2 separate regions of the Homo sapiens genome follow, and region 1 is linked to region 2. A link is a contact called in ENCODE Hi-C or POLR2A ChIA-PET data. All regions are on one chromosome and are shown on one strand. Each heading gives the region's core, a stretch centred on a gene start or an enhancer-like site at or near the end of the contact. The rest is flanking DNA. Distances are from core to core; before and after follow the strand shown.

Evidence for each region. Hi-C counts contacts between places; a loop is a spot of excess contacts on that map. ChIA-PET counts read pairs that join two places held with the same protein, here RNA polymerase II (POLR2A). Pooled maps may share reads with other maps.
Region 1: a loop to region 2 is called in a pooled map, with 10 times the contacts of the local background. The contact joins two enhancer-like sites. A Hi-C loop is called at or near these places in 1 of 168 maps with a recorded cell type or tissue (ovary) and 12 of 50 pooled maps. POLR2A ChIA-PET finds 5 or more read pairs at or near these places in 3 of 52 experiments (Panc1, activated CD4-positive, alpha-beta T cell and activated CD4-positive, alpha-beta memory T cell).

What each region holds. Positions count from the first base shown.
Region 1 is chr20:20,408,671-20,415,214 of GRCh38, forward strand. It overlaps RALGAPA2 (Ral GTPase activating protein catalytic subunit alpha 2), which reads right to left. Exons shown (of 40, transcript NM_020343.4): 38 at 3,357-3,478. Among named protein-coding and RNA genes, the nearest start is that of INSM1, 44 kb to the left of the region's middle. RefSeq lists an enhancer at 1,907-2,541. Within about 2 kb of position 2,206, at least 2 of the 41 ENCODE cell types and tissues checked have a DNase peak (open chromatin) inside an H3K27ac peak, as active enhancers do.
Region 2 is chr20:20,487,305-20,494,033 of GRCh38, forward strand. All of the region lies in intron 36 of RALGAPA2 (Ral GTPase activating protein catalytic subunit alpha 2), which reads right to left. Among named protein-coding and RNA genes, the nearest start is that of INSM1, 120 kb to the left of the region's middle. RefSeq lists an enhancer at 5,005-6,252. Within about 2 kb of position 5,352, at least 4 of the 41 ENCODE cell types and tissues checked have a DNase peak (open chromatin) inside an H3K27ac peak, as active enhancers do.

The sequences.
Region 1 (6,544 bases), core at 956-3,455, 82 kb before region 2:
CGGTCCCTCTTTCTTGGTGATATGATTGAAAGCACAAATTTAGTCCCCCACCCCAATATGTGTGTGTGTGTGAGAGAGAAATGTATATGTGTATATAAATGTATTTATACATAAAACATATATATGTTAATTGCAACCAATATTTTAATACTGGCTACATTTTAGATTATTTAATGCTGGTCAAAAAAGGAAGGTAAACTATAGTGCTAGGTAAAAAAGTAGTTGAAATATCTTTACATGTCAGGTGTTATCAATACAAGTAATGGATGGAATAGATACAAGGTAGATACGATGGTCTTTAAAAATATTTTCTCATTAGGAAAATAGATTTTGTTTTGAAAGCTCTTTGAAAAATGCCGAGCGCTCATATATTAGCAGCTACACCACCATGTGTGGTTGACGGCGCATCCTGAACGCAAGCCTGTTCACCTGGCCAACCCACCCCCGCAGGGCTTGTTGGGCGGATGGGTAACAGCACCTGGATGGGGAGAGTCAGAAGCAGAGGGCATTTTCCAACAGTGGAAGCTTCAGGCACAGGCCATTCCCACCGAGTGCATCTCCCACTTTTACTTCAGACTTAAAGGCTGATTTTGGGGCTTTCCCTCTAGAAGTGGGGGCTGCATGCTGCTTTCTGGCTTGCTGCTACCAATACAGTGCAGAATGAATGCAGTGTTCAGGTGATGCTCCCTCTTCATTAATAATAAAGTCCTGGTGGTGAGGATACAAAGAAAACCTAGGAGCCCCTAATTCCTCAGATTGTGCATACGCATGTGAGCCCAAGCCCAAGGCCCTGCTTTGATGACACTGAGGGCCAGAGATGGTCTGATTGGGTCCTAAGTGCACTGTGGGAGCTTAAGCCGCTCAGGGTCAATTTTTCCAGTTGGCTTGTTGCTTGGAAGAACAGACTTCACCTCAATTTCTTAGTTTAAGCTGGCTGGCTCATCTGGGTTTGATCGCCCTTGTCCCAAGAACATAACAGTGTAAACAAATGACAAATGTTTTCATCTGTAGAAGTAGTAACAGATAGTGGACAGGGATTCCTCAAAAGCGAAGCCAGTATGTAAGCTAGAAGATGCTTCCGAAAACGTGCTTGTCTATGGTGCTGAAATGCTCTGTCCTCATTGTACTGCCCCACATTTCAGTTCAAATCAAGATTATATCTAGTTCATTCCTACTCAGCGTTATGAGAAGATATGCAAAGAATTAAAACAGAACATTATGCCTAGACTTAAAAATCACACTTAAGGATAGGCATGATAGACGTATAAAAATGTTTCCCACTCAACACTGAATTCCTTAAACCATGAACACTATGAAATGTAATACTGATGTTAATAATTTGAAAAGCGGAGGGAGTAGCATTTGTCTTGATATTCCATGTTTGGTTTCACGTTCCTTTTAGAAGAGTTCCAATGCCCACCCTCACATGCTGTCAGAATCTTCATTCTGCTAAGCAATTTTCAAAAATATGACGTTCTTGAAGAAGCCTATTGACAATCCTCTCCAAGTAGAGTTCTTAAAAACTCAAATTGCTCCTAGAATCTCACTCATTTCTATTGGTTTAAATAATTATGGATGTTTGGAAAAGATCAAATTAGTTTATACAGAGGCTAAAATATACATAGAAAACAAAGTCCATCATTATTCATTTTGATAATATCTTAATAATCTTAAGAATGTAACAGTTAAGGAATGAAAACATCTAGTTATTATTTACGTGTTTAATTTTAAGAAGTAAAAAGCTTTCTCAAGAGTTAAACAAACAAACAAAAAACAAAAAACAACCTGCACTGAAAAATCAAGTCCTCACGAAGAGGGGAATAATCTCATGAGGGTGGGAAAAAGCTGAATGAGATCTTTTTAAAATTAGCTTTGCTACAGATCCCTCATGTTCTTTCACTGAAAAATTAGAAACGATTTAAAATCTCTAGCCAGACCGAGTATGAAATCTTCATTTCCCTTGAAACGAATTTGTTTTTGTCTTAGATAGAATGTTGGCAGAGTGTATAAAAGAATTCAATTCACAGCTGTTCCACTTTTTTAATGTAAGAAACATTAATCAAAGCTTTAAGTTATAAGCTTTTCTCATGTTGCTTAGTATTCCAGTTCAACAAAGATCAATAGAGGCCATCCCAGTGTTCCTTGACGCCTCACCAGGAAGCAGAGGCGTGATTATGCAAATCACGCTGCTCCTGCACCTCTGCCAGCCTGCTTATCTCCCAAGCCTTCTGCCTGCTGCTCCTGGCTCCCTGCGCAAGTGCGTGCCTCTCCCTCTTATCTCCCAACAAAGCTCTGAGAGGCAAGGATTGAGGCCAGCGATGTTAAACAATGATGCATGGCTGATTTTATTTGTAAGTGATTTATTTCACTGGATTTAATTTTTTTTCACTTTGTGTATAAGATATTTGTTAACAAGTCAGAATAGGAGAAGTAAGGCAGTGTTCAGAGACAATTGACACAGGTTAGAAATCTATTAAGCACTCTAACAGTTTCATTTAAAGCAGTGGAAGAAGAAGGAAGCTCCTCACTGAGAATCTCAACATGCATTGGCTAAATATCCCATTTATTCTCTGAAAGGCAATTAATCTGTAATTATATGCAGAAATTTACAAGTAATAATTCTATTATTTGAAAGAAACACACAGTAATCACATAATCTGTTTAAGTGGCAATACATGTATTTTTCCCCCCAAACTGGAAATATAAAAAGAATAAAAACCTAAAAACAAGGAAATCTATGGAAACTTTCACAATTTTCCACTGGCCCTAATAAATGAAAATTATTGTAAGCTAGTTTCTAAACGGGTTCCACACCAGGTGCTGCTCCGGTCGGCGGCTTGTCCACATGACACAAACCACTCCAGAGAGACACGCACACTGCACTGCTGTAATGATGGACCCCGGGACACTGTCCTTCCATGTCTCCTGCATTAATCCCTGACCTTCGAATCTCGGCAGCATAATCCCCATTTAGCATTAGTAGCAACGGCTTCCACTGTGAGGAACTCTTTTTTGATAAGTAAGCACTGATTCGGGCATCGCTTTTAAACAGCATATTCCCAGCTCAGCAAGAAACCCACACTCCTGAATGAACCGGAGCACATTACTGAGAAAAAGTTCATTAACCTTGCTAGATTTGAAGGTTAACAGGATAGCTGAAGAAAGGAACTGAGTGAACAGCTCGAATACAAAACAAATTAAAATGAATGTCATCATTCCTTTTGATATTCATTAGTTGATTCAGAGGGAGAATGCTCTTCTTAAATTTGCAAAGCATTTATCTGTGAAAAACAGGTGTACATCTGCTGCTCGAATGCGTCTTAAGCGCGTGAGAGAAGAATAATGTAGACACTCACCCGTTCCGCTGAGGGAGTAGCTGGGAGAGGGAGAAAAGACTTGGGCTGCGAAATCCTCGAATGTCATTACTTCGCGGTGGTTCTGAATTATTGCTTCGAGATACAGAGCTCGCTCTTCATAGCTGCGGTAATCGGTTAAGGAAACAAGTGCACGTGCAAAGTGGCATGCAGAGCAGTGACAGAATTCACTTTTAATACCGTTGTGCAATTTTTTCTGTGTAAAAAAGTATCCTGCAGGTTCTTTACCATCTTGCAGAAAATTAAGTATTAGTCATAATTCATACCCAAATTCTGGTTTTGAGACCTAAGTTTCTCTTAGACTTTAATTGCATTAAATACTAATAACACTAAAAAACATGTAAAGCAACAGTTACAGAATAACATCATAAGATCATTAGGGTCGATTTAAACAAAAACAGGAGATACTGATTGCAATAGCATCTCTTTCCACTGACAGTGGTAGATCTTTTACATCCTATTTCAGTGGATAAAACATTCTTAGCCTACTGACATATGAGTTGATACTTCAAGCAACTTGGTGATACGACAGTGCAGACGCTTCTTAAAAATAAGAAGATGCAAGTTACTGGGAAGAGAGAAGGCTAGGAAGATAGATTCTGAGGGGGCATCAGAGCCTCTAACCAAGACAAGCTGTGAACATTGGAAAATAAGAACTACTATGTGAGAGAATCTACCAAGAGTGCACAGTGCAATTTAAAAAAAAAAGACTACTGCCTTTTAATTAAAACTGCAGTCTGGAACACACAGCATTCAAATGTGTAATCAAAAACCAGTCACCAATAAAACTTACAAGCGTAACACACTGAAGCAACTTTCCAGCTGTCTTAATAGGACCCCTGCGTGTGGCAGGCTTTCACAGGGCAGAAAGCAAATCTTCCCCTTTTGTGTGTGGCTTCTGTTTCCTTAGAAGGTGAATCATGCACTTCCAATAACAGGATAACGTCAGAACAATCCCACAATGGATGGAGGCACTGCACATACGACGTTATGAATTAACACTTGGGGAAGTCCGCATGACGTCTCATTTTCCCCTTCCTCATTATCAATGCAAAAGTTAAAAGACATGTTTCAGTCGTTTTGAAAATCATGCTAATTCTCCGGGAACACAGGGAATGCGGATCACCATCAGTTTATTATTGGCAGCTCCAGAAGAGGAAAAGTAACTCTAGCATTTCTCACTACATTTTCAAACTATCTTTTCAAAATGGCCTCTTTAAAAATACAAGTTGGTGACAATTATGTCCTTTCAATCAGCCTTCAAGACAGCACGTGTTTTTAAATGGTCAAATACTTTTCTGCTTTCTTATGGCAAAGTGTGCACACCGATCTCTAAATGCAGGCTCTTCCTCTCCCTACTCCTTCAGTTATATTCAGAGGATAATTTTCATACCGTGAGGAGACCAGAGGCATTCTAGGGCTGTGCTATCCCATACAGTAGCCACAAGCCACACGTGGATATCTCATTTTAAATCTGAATTAATTAAAGTAAAGAGCTAAAATTCAGTTGCTTTGCCCCTCCCCCCACCTTGCTATATTTTAAGCACTCAATAGCCGCACGTGGCTAGGGGTTCTATACTGGATCGCACAGATACAGGATGTGCCTGTCACCGTGGAAAGCACTACTGGACAGCGTGCTGCCAGAATTTCTCCGTAAGTTTGTTCTATACAACCTCAAGCAAGGAAAATGTGTTTGAAGATTTCCAAAGTGGCCCCTCTAATGATTTATGATCTTTTATATAGATGGGCACAACCGCCCAAGGCCTGGGCAGCATGAGCCTGAACTGGCTTCTTGACTGTGGGCTGAACTCCTGGTGACTCGCCTTAATGAACAGGCTGCCAAACTTCCTCAGCGAGAGGCGCCTGCTCAGGCCCAATTCTAGAGGGACCCACTAATGCCATTCACGTCTCATTATGAACACACTTATTCTGCACAGCACTTGGCTGTCGCCACGGCTCGGCCCTCCGTGCATGGCCCCAGCAAGCCGCTGGTCCGGGGAACAGCAGGACGTTAGGCCTGAGTGGCCGTCTGGCGAACAGGCACTCTGACACTAAGCTGGCACGTGCTGGCCCAGCAGGGGCTGAGCGAGGCGTGACAAATTACTCAAAGAGCTGAGCTAAACTTATGGCTGACAACCACCTGAGCCTTTGGACCGCCGTGGCCCGCTGTCAACGCTCAATTCATGGCTCCCCCTTTCAGTCCATCGTCTGCTTGTGGGCCTGGGTTAGAGCAAGCACGTCCCTCTAAAGACCTGTCATGCTCTGCCTAGCATCGTCCTGCTGTTTCCTCAAAGGCCCCACTGCGTCCAACACATCCACATACAGTGCTTGGGACAATGGTGAACAAAAAGGAAATGCGTGCGCATTTTGCTAACTACTCTGCGGAAGCCACGTATCTGGAAAGTGGCTGGCTATGTTAATCAAGCTCATGATCAAACCTACAAAGGGACGTTTTGCATAATACCAGATGAACTGACCCCAGACGGCAGCCCACCGTCCCAATCCTGGATGGCACTATCATAAGCTTGTTCTTGTCATAAGCTTGTCCTTGTCAAGGCTGAGAGATCTGGGCACCTTAGAGGAAGTCCAGCACTATATTTAGAGGAGTAATAATGAAGTTGTGAGATTCTCTGATTCAATGAATATTTATGGTCTGACTCCTAAATTAAGGCAGTAGGAGACAGAAAACATAAAGGTGCTTCCAGAACTGGATCCTGGAGGAGCAAGTGTTTCCTTCATAGAAGGTTCCTGACCCTGCCATGCATGCCCCCGACTGTCACACACAGCCCACACTCTCCCGCCCACTAACTGGAGTGTTAACAGTGCTAAACTGGGTGCTGTCATTTAGACAAACATCCATTAGGGATTGGGGTGAGACCAGGAGATCATCAAATACATTTTCGCTCATGGCCCAAGCCAGGGCATGTAAACACCCTGACAAAGAGAAAACAAATATCCCCTTAGCTCTGGCAGCGTTTAGAAACAGCCAAGGAGCTTGTGGGTGCCAAAAATCATTTCTTTTAGTAGCCATAAAAAACACAGCGCTGGGATCTTAACTGAATTAATTGCAAGGGCAATTTGGAGCAGTATCATCTGACATTTTCTTATCTAATATCCTTAGGGCTTCAATGCTGGTTGCTTTCTATAACAAAGGGCATTTATAATCTAGA
Region 2 (6,729 bases), core at 4,102-6,601:
TTGTAGGCTTTTTTACATAACTTTTCTTAAATAAGATCTGGGATGTGCAGTTCTTTCAGCTGTACTCCCTGTTACTATACAAAAGCCCTCCTGATATCGTAGTTAGATATGGAGAAGAGGAAGCATTCTATAGTCCTAGGATTTAGTCTCAGTCTTTCAGTGAGCCTGTGCCCCTGGACTGTGACCTTCAAAAGTGCTTTTCAGTTTTGTTTTCTTGTCTCCTTCCAATTCCAACTTAGATGAGGTAGGAGACTAGAAGGCGTTGGTATTAAGTGTTTCCGTTCCCCCAGGCCAGACAGGCTGTGTGAAAATAGTTTCTCTTGGCTGGGCACAGTAGCTCATACCTGTAATATCAGCACTTTGGGAGGCTGAGGTGAGTGGATCACTTGAGTTCAGGAGTTTGAGACCAGCCTGGGCCACACAGTGAAATCCCATTTCTCCAAAAAAAAATACAAAACTTAGCCAGGCGTGGTGGCATACGCCTTTAGTCCCAGCTACTCAGGAGGCTGAGGTGCGAGGATTGCTTGAGCCCTGGAGGCAGAGGTTGCAGTGAGCTGAGATCGTGCCACTGCACTCTAGCCTGGGTGACAGAGCCAGACTCGGTCTCGAAAAAAAAAAAAAAAAAGTTTTTCTTGAGGGCAGACTTTGTTAAGAACAAAATACTTTGGGTATATAGTCATACCTAGGTATATGAGGGGGACTGGTTCCAAAACCAATGCCCCACCCCTGTGCATGCCAAAATCCAAGCATACTTAATTCCCACAATTGGCCCACAAATACCAAAAGTCAGCCCTCCATTTACATGGGTTTCGTCTCCCACAAATACTGTATATTTTCCATCTGTGTTTGGTTGAAAAAAATCCATGTGTAGGTGGACCCACACAGTTCAAACCCATGTTGCTGAAAGGTCAACTGTATTTCCAAATGACTGCTTTCTCCCTTTTTCTGCCAAAGAGGGGATTTTCCTCCAGTTTTTACTGTGAGAACCTGGTAGGTATCCTAGAGGTAGAACTCACAAAAGTGTGGAGGATTGTCAGCCAGCCCCACTTGACTCTATTTAACTCTCAGATTTGCCCACACTAAGCCTCCTGCAATTGGTGAATTACAATTTAAGTATTCCTACTGTGGTATTGGTTTCCCAGAGGTTTCTGCTCCTGGGCTTCTGTTCTGATAAGGTGTGCTTCTCTGTATCTGCCTGTCTATCTCTCTAACTTTAGGGACAGGGGTTTGCCTGGTCATTTCAATTCTCTGATGAATCTAAGAACTGTTTGATTATCAGTTAACTGCTGATTATCAGCTCGTTCTTTTTCTTGCTGTGAGGATGGCAGTGATGACTATCAAGCTCCCTACATACTGACTGGAAACCAGATGTCTCCCTATCTGAATTAAAGCAGCCTCCTTCCTGCCCATTCTATCACTCTGCTTTACTTTCTTTGAAATACCCATTGCTATAAGAGTCTCAGCTCAACCATTTATTTACTTATTTACTGGCCTTCTCCCTTACTAAAATTTAGATTCCAGGAGAGTGGGACCCCCAGCCCTTGACACAGTACCTGGCATGAAGCAGCCTCAACTGATAGATGTTTCCTGCTTGACTGAATGAAGCACTCCTGTTCCCAAGGGACTAATTGCTGGGCATTAACCAAATCTGTTGCTCCTTTCGACATTTCTAGAATAAGATCTCTTGTGACCATCTGTCTTTTGCTTCATGGAGATGCATGAAAGGCCAGGGGAAGGGTGACGGGAGTGGCCTTGGGATCCTGAGTAGCCTTCTTCCACTGCCATAGTTTTGTTTGGTGGGTTTGAAGAAAATGTTCCACAATTAAAACATAAAGATTTAAAAACTGCAAAGATTGGGCAAAGCTATTTTGATATCAGCGTCTACAGCACAGAGGAAGCAGTCGGACCTATGAGAATTCAAATGGGAGCAAAGAAGGAGGAGACTGTTAGTTCTACTAGTGATGACTAATAATGAGCTTTCCCTCTACGACAGTACTGGTAGAAAACACAGGCGTTTCAGTTCCAAACAGGAAAATTAAGAATCTACTCATAGTCTAAGATCATTCGTGTTGCCAGGTTCAAATAAGAAATAAGAAAATAAGAAAGAATAACCCTTTCTTCCTTCTATCTTTAGTAACACCACACTTCAAAGAGTTTATTTAAAAAATATTCTATATAAAAAAATAAGTGTACTTCCTCTTATGGCTTATACTAAAAGCAGTCCAGTAATCAGTGAGGTGGAGTTGTAATGAAAGTATTCATGAAAAAAAAAAAAAGAGCAAAAAACCCAACAACAACAAACTAATACATTTCAAGTATAGCATAGAAAATACTACTGTAAAGATAAATTATCTGATTTGGGGCAATGAGCGCTCTTTCCTTTTCACAGAAAAGTTCTGTGTGCTCTGGACACCCATCCTCCTTGCTGGGCTGAGTGGCTGACATTGTGTGCACCTGTGTGCAGGAACCTAGGCAGTCGCATGCCAAGGGGTCTGGGGAGTGTGCTGTCTCTTGAGCCAAAAGGCCCTTCCTACTGAGTAGCTCAGAGGCAGAGAATGAGAGCTGCCTTGCTTTCTTACATTACCATTTGCCATTTGGTATGCATTTACACAGGCTGGCTCTGGCTGGCCAAAGGAGAGAAGATAAAGCAAATAAGAAGAAGATGTATATGCAAAGACCAACTTAAAAAAGGGGAAACAACGTCAACTTCTGAGGAAAATCAGTTGAGAAGAAATTCTCAAAAGCCAAATTGTTGTGAAAGATAAAACAGCAGCTAAGAGCTAATAATAGTAGGCTATAGATTTTCTTCCATCTGTATCAAGGCTTATTGTATAAATAAACGTTCTTTAGTATTCTTCAGCAACTGCTCGTGGGTGACTCAGTCTTTCAAAAACCGGACAAAAGGAATAATACAAATCCCCTGTATCTAGGGAATTCCTCTAATTAGAAGTGGCAATGAATTAGAGAAGAAATTTGATTTTAATTTAACATCTGCAAATGACAGATGCCTTTTCACATAGTTCTCAATGTCATTCCTTTACTAAAAATAATGCTAATAACAATAATAATAAATTATCCAAACAGAACATAACATAGTAATCCATTTAATAACCTATTTTAGTACATTCTGGTTGTTTGGTATTTTCAATGATCTTTTCTAAATAAATAATTCTTTGTATATTCAAAGGTTAACAATTTATTTTCCCTGAGAAGTTCCCAGAGCATTTTAAAGGGCATGATTTAATCTTAAACAGGTTAGTTGGCTGTGATTGGGATAAATATTTAAGAAAACTGCACATATAAAATGAAAAGAAAGAAATTTACATAACCATGTTGCAAAGTCAAACACTCTCCCTATACCGTGAGGCCACACTAGTAAGCTTAAAAGACTTCCTTTCAAACTCAGTGCCAATCCTAGGCTCCTCTCAGCCTCCCATGTGCAAATGCTCTTGTAACTTCTGGCACAACAGCCTTTTCCCAGCATTTCTGGGCACCTGCTCCAGGTACAGGTCCTGGGCTAGATGTCACCCTGAAGAGGGATGCATGAACACACATGAACACACACACACACACACACACACACACACACACTCACACTCACTCACTCACAATAGCTGCTGAACCTTCAAGAGAGCCAGCGACTACTTCCATGACGCTCTGGGGATAGTCAGGACAACTTAAGGAAAGGTACGGGCAGCTAGGAACAAGAGGATCCAAAAAAAAAAAGGCATTTAGAATCCCTGTAAGGACTACAGAGAAGCCTTGGTTCTCAACCAGCATTTCACAGCTGAGGAAGCTAAGATTCAAAGAAACGGAAAGATCTGCCCAAGACACCTACCATCTTGTGGTAGGCTTAGAACTGGAACTCTGGTGTCCCATCTCCTGTCTTACTACTTCCCCTCCTACGCTTTTCACAAATCACTGAATCACTATCATTTTTTTCTCCATGCTCGTATGTACCAGGGCTGAGTAAGTAGAGTTCAGAGGACATTAGCATATTTTCCATTTACAAAAGGGACACTCTGGTTGAGGTGAAGAGGAGGACACTTCACCAAAACTTCCTCTTGTCTCAACTGCTCCTGCTCAAGGCTGCTTCTGAACACCTACCCTCTGGTCAACTGGTCACCAGCCAGTCACTACTATGCCTGGAAATAAACATGCCCAAACCACTAAAACTTACCTTCGCAAATTTCTGAAGGCAAACACTTTGAACACCAATATTACTTTCCAGATACTGAAAGAGAGGGAAAGCAGCACGGGTACTCACTGCAGTGTGGAAGTTCTATGAATCACTTTTCTGAAGAACAACTCTGGCATTTTAACAAACCCCTTGAATCACTCACATTCTGCTCTATATGCAAGTCTTTCCTTGACTGCTGACTTAATAATAAAAGCTGGAAAAAACATAAGTCTAACAATAACACATTTCTTTTCTGTGACCAAAGAATGATTGTGTCAATGTTTATGGAGATGGACTTATTTTGAAAGTAATTTAACAATGGAATGATGCTGCTAAGCACACTGATTTTTTTTTTTTAAATGAAAAAAAGAAGTTCAATACAAAGCTCAAGAAGTGAACAGGCCCACTCAGATGAGAGGGTTTTATGCGTTCACACAAGCACACCCACACTTCTTCAACATACCATTTCACAAATGCTGTGTATTATTAAGAGGAGGCGGATTCTGCCAGGCACATAATTTGTATATTTAAGGGAGGTGTATGGAATGAAAAAGCGAAATATGTTAAATTTCAAAGGACTTGGAAGCAATGCTGCCTGTAAGCTTGTATTACAAATAGCCCTACATTATTACATACGCTATTAATGAGGCCGAGTGAATGAAAGTACAATTTGAATATGCATGACTCTACCCAATGAGCAAGACTTTTGTGTACTGATGAGGTTTTTTTTTCTCCCAAAAAAGGATTAAAATTATTCTTAGAGGAGTATGGCTGCCCAGAGAACAGTAAAATAAATGTACTTAGACCACAGAGTCATACTATACTCAGATGAAATACACAGGTGCTAAAAGAATGCCTTTGACTCTACCTACAATTTTGGAAACATGCATATCCTGTCCTTCAAAAGGAATATTCCTTAACTTCAAGCAGCTGCGTCATTACAATTTCTAAGAAAAAAATACGGATTTTGGTGGAGATCCCTAAAAGTAGGCAAGGTTAAATAAACCTTTTGAGTACAAAGCCTTCCCTTCCACAGTAAGGAGCACTAGTTAAAAGGCTGGGGAATGGGTAAATTATTGTACCAAATGGCTGAGAATTAATCTCTGCTGACTAGCTGTAATCTAACGAGGCGTCTGTGTCCCAGGGAGCCCGCAGCATGTCCCTGGCGGTATGTGCAGTGTGTCGAGTCTGCGTGGCACCCTTTGTCCTCGCTCACAGGCGGCCTTTCCCCTCATTGTCCGTAATATCCTCATGCATCTGGGACGCGTGGAATGCATTCATACTAACAGACTTACCATTGTTTTCTCTCAGAAGCTTTGTTGAGCAAAGACTGCATCACGGTTACTGATAATTATATTGCTTAATTAATCAAGACAAAAAAAATTTGCAAATCATTGCCTGGTTGCCAAGCAGGGAGATAAAAAATGACAACAATACAAGCTGAAGCAATATAACAAAAGTAACAGCTATCTGATCAGAAATTCTTATATAATGAAGCTATTAATGCTAAATCGGTTAATGTTAACATTGCTCCAGGTGTCTCTACTTAGATGCAAACAAAAAGGCTAACATTATGGATATAAAAGGCCAAATGTTGCCATGGATTCTGTAACCTGATAGAGAGGACAGCCTTTTCATTTGATTAGGGAATGCAATTTAAATACCAGGGACTGAAGCCAAACAAACAGACTTTCCCTCCGCAAGCCTCTTGCATTCACCCTGGGGTCAGTGGTTGGTGAACAAAAGGTCAGCCACACTTGCCCTGGAAATGTCTGGATTAATTTTATTACATTGTAATGGTTTGTACTTTAAATGTAAGGATAATACTAAATTTCCAGTTGGCCATTATTCTCTTCTTCCCTTTAGGCTTTTTGAATTAAAATATTAAGAAAGCGATTTGCTCAATTCATCTTGTCAGAATTTATAGCCAAATTCATTAAATGTGCAAACATTTTATAAGAAAGTTTACAAGGTATGTTAATAATTATATTCATGCATTATAAGTGTACTATCTTTTTAAAAAATCAAAAAAATCACTTTTGATTCTATAAAGTGAATTAAAATGGCTTGCATGTTTTTTACTTAAAAATAAAGGTGACATTTTTAGGACATTAAATGACATTTTAGAAGCCCATGTTGAAAATGAGCTAATAAAGCCAATTAATCCATACTAAATATTAAAGAAACACATTTCCTCTTTTTGAAAGCTATAAGACACTAAATTCACTGGTTCTCTTATATTAAAATTTTCAGTTTAATTCTTTAAAGTAGTGCTCTTCATGGACAAATACAAATGTTAGCACTAAGAGCCATTTTCATACACAAAACTGAAAACTTCACGCACATGGAGATCAGAATAAAAAATGATGCAAATATTTAATATGAAGTGACTTTTGGCATCTGCGTTCCCTCAATAGAAAAGAGGGTTCCCTTTATGTCAGGCTTTGCAACAGCCAGAATGGGACTTTTATGAATTCAGGAGTTGACCCACAATGCATCTATTCTGAGAATAATAAGCATGTTAAACTTGGAATTCATTAAGTATTCTC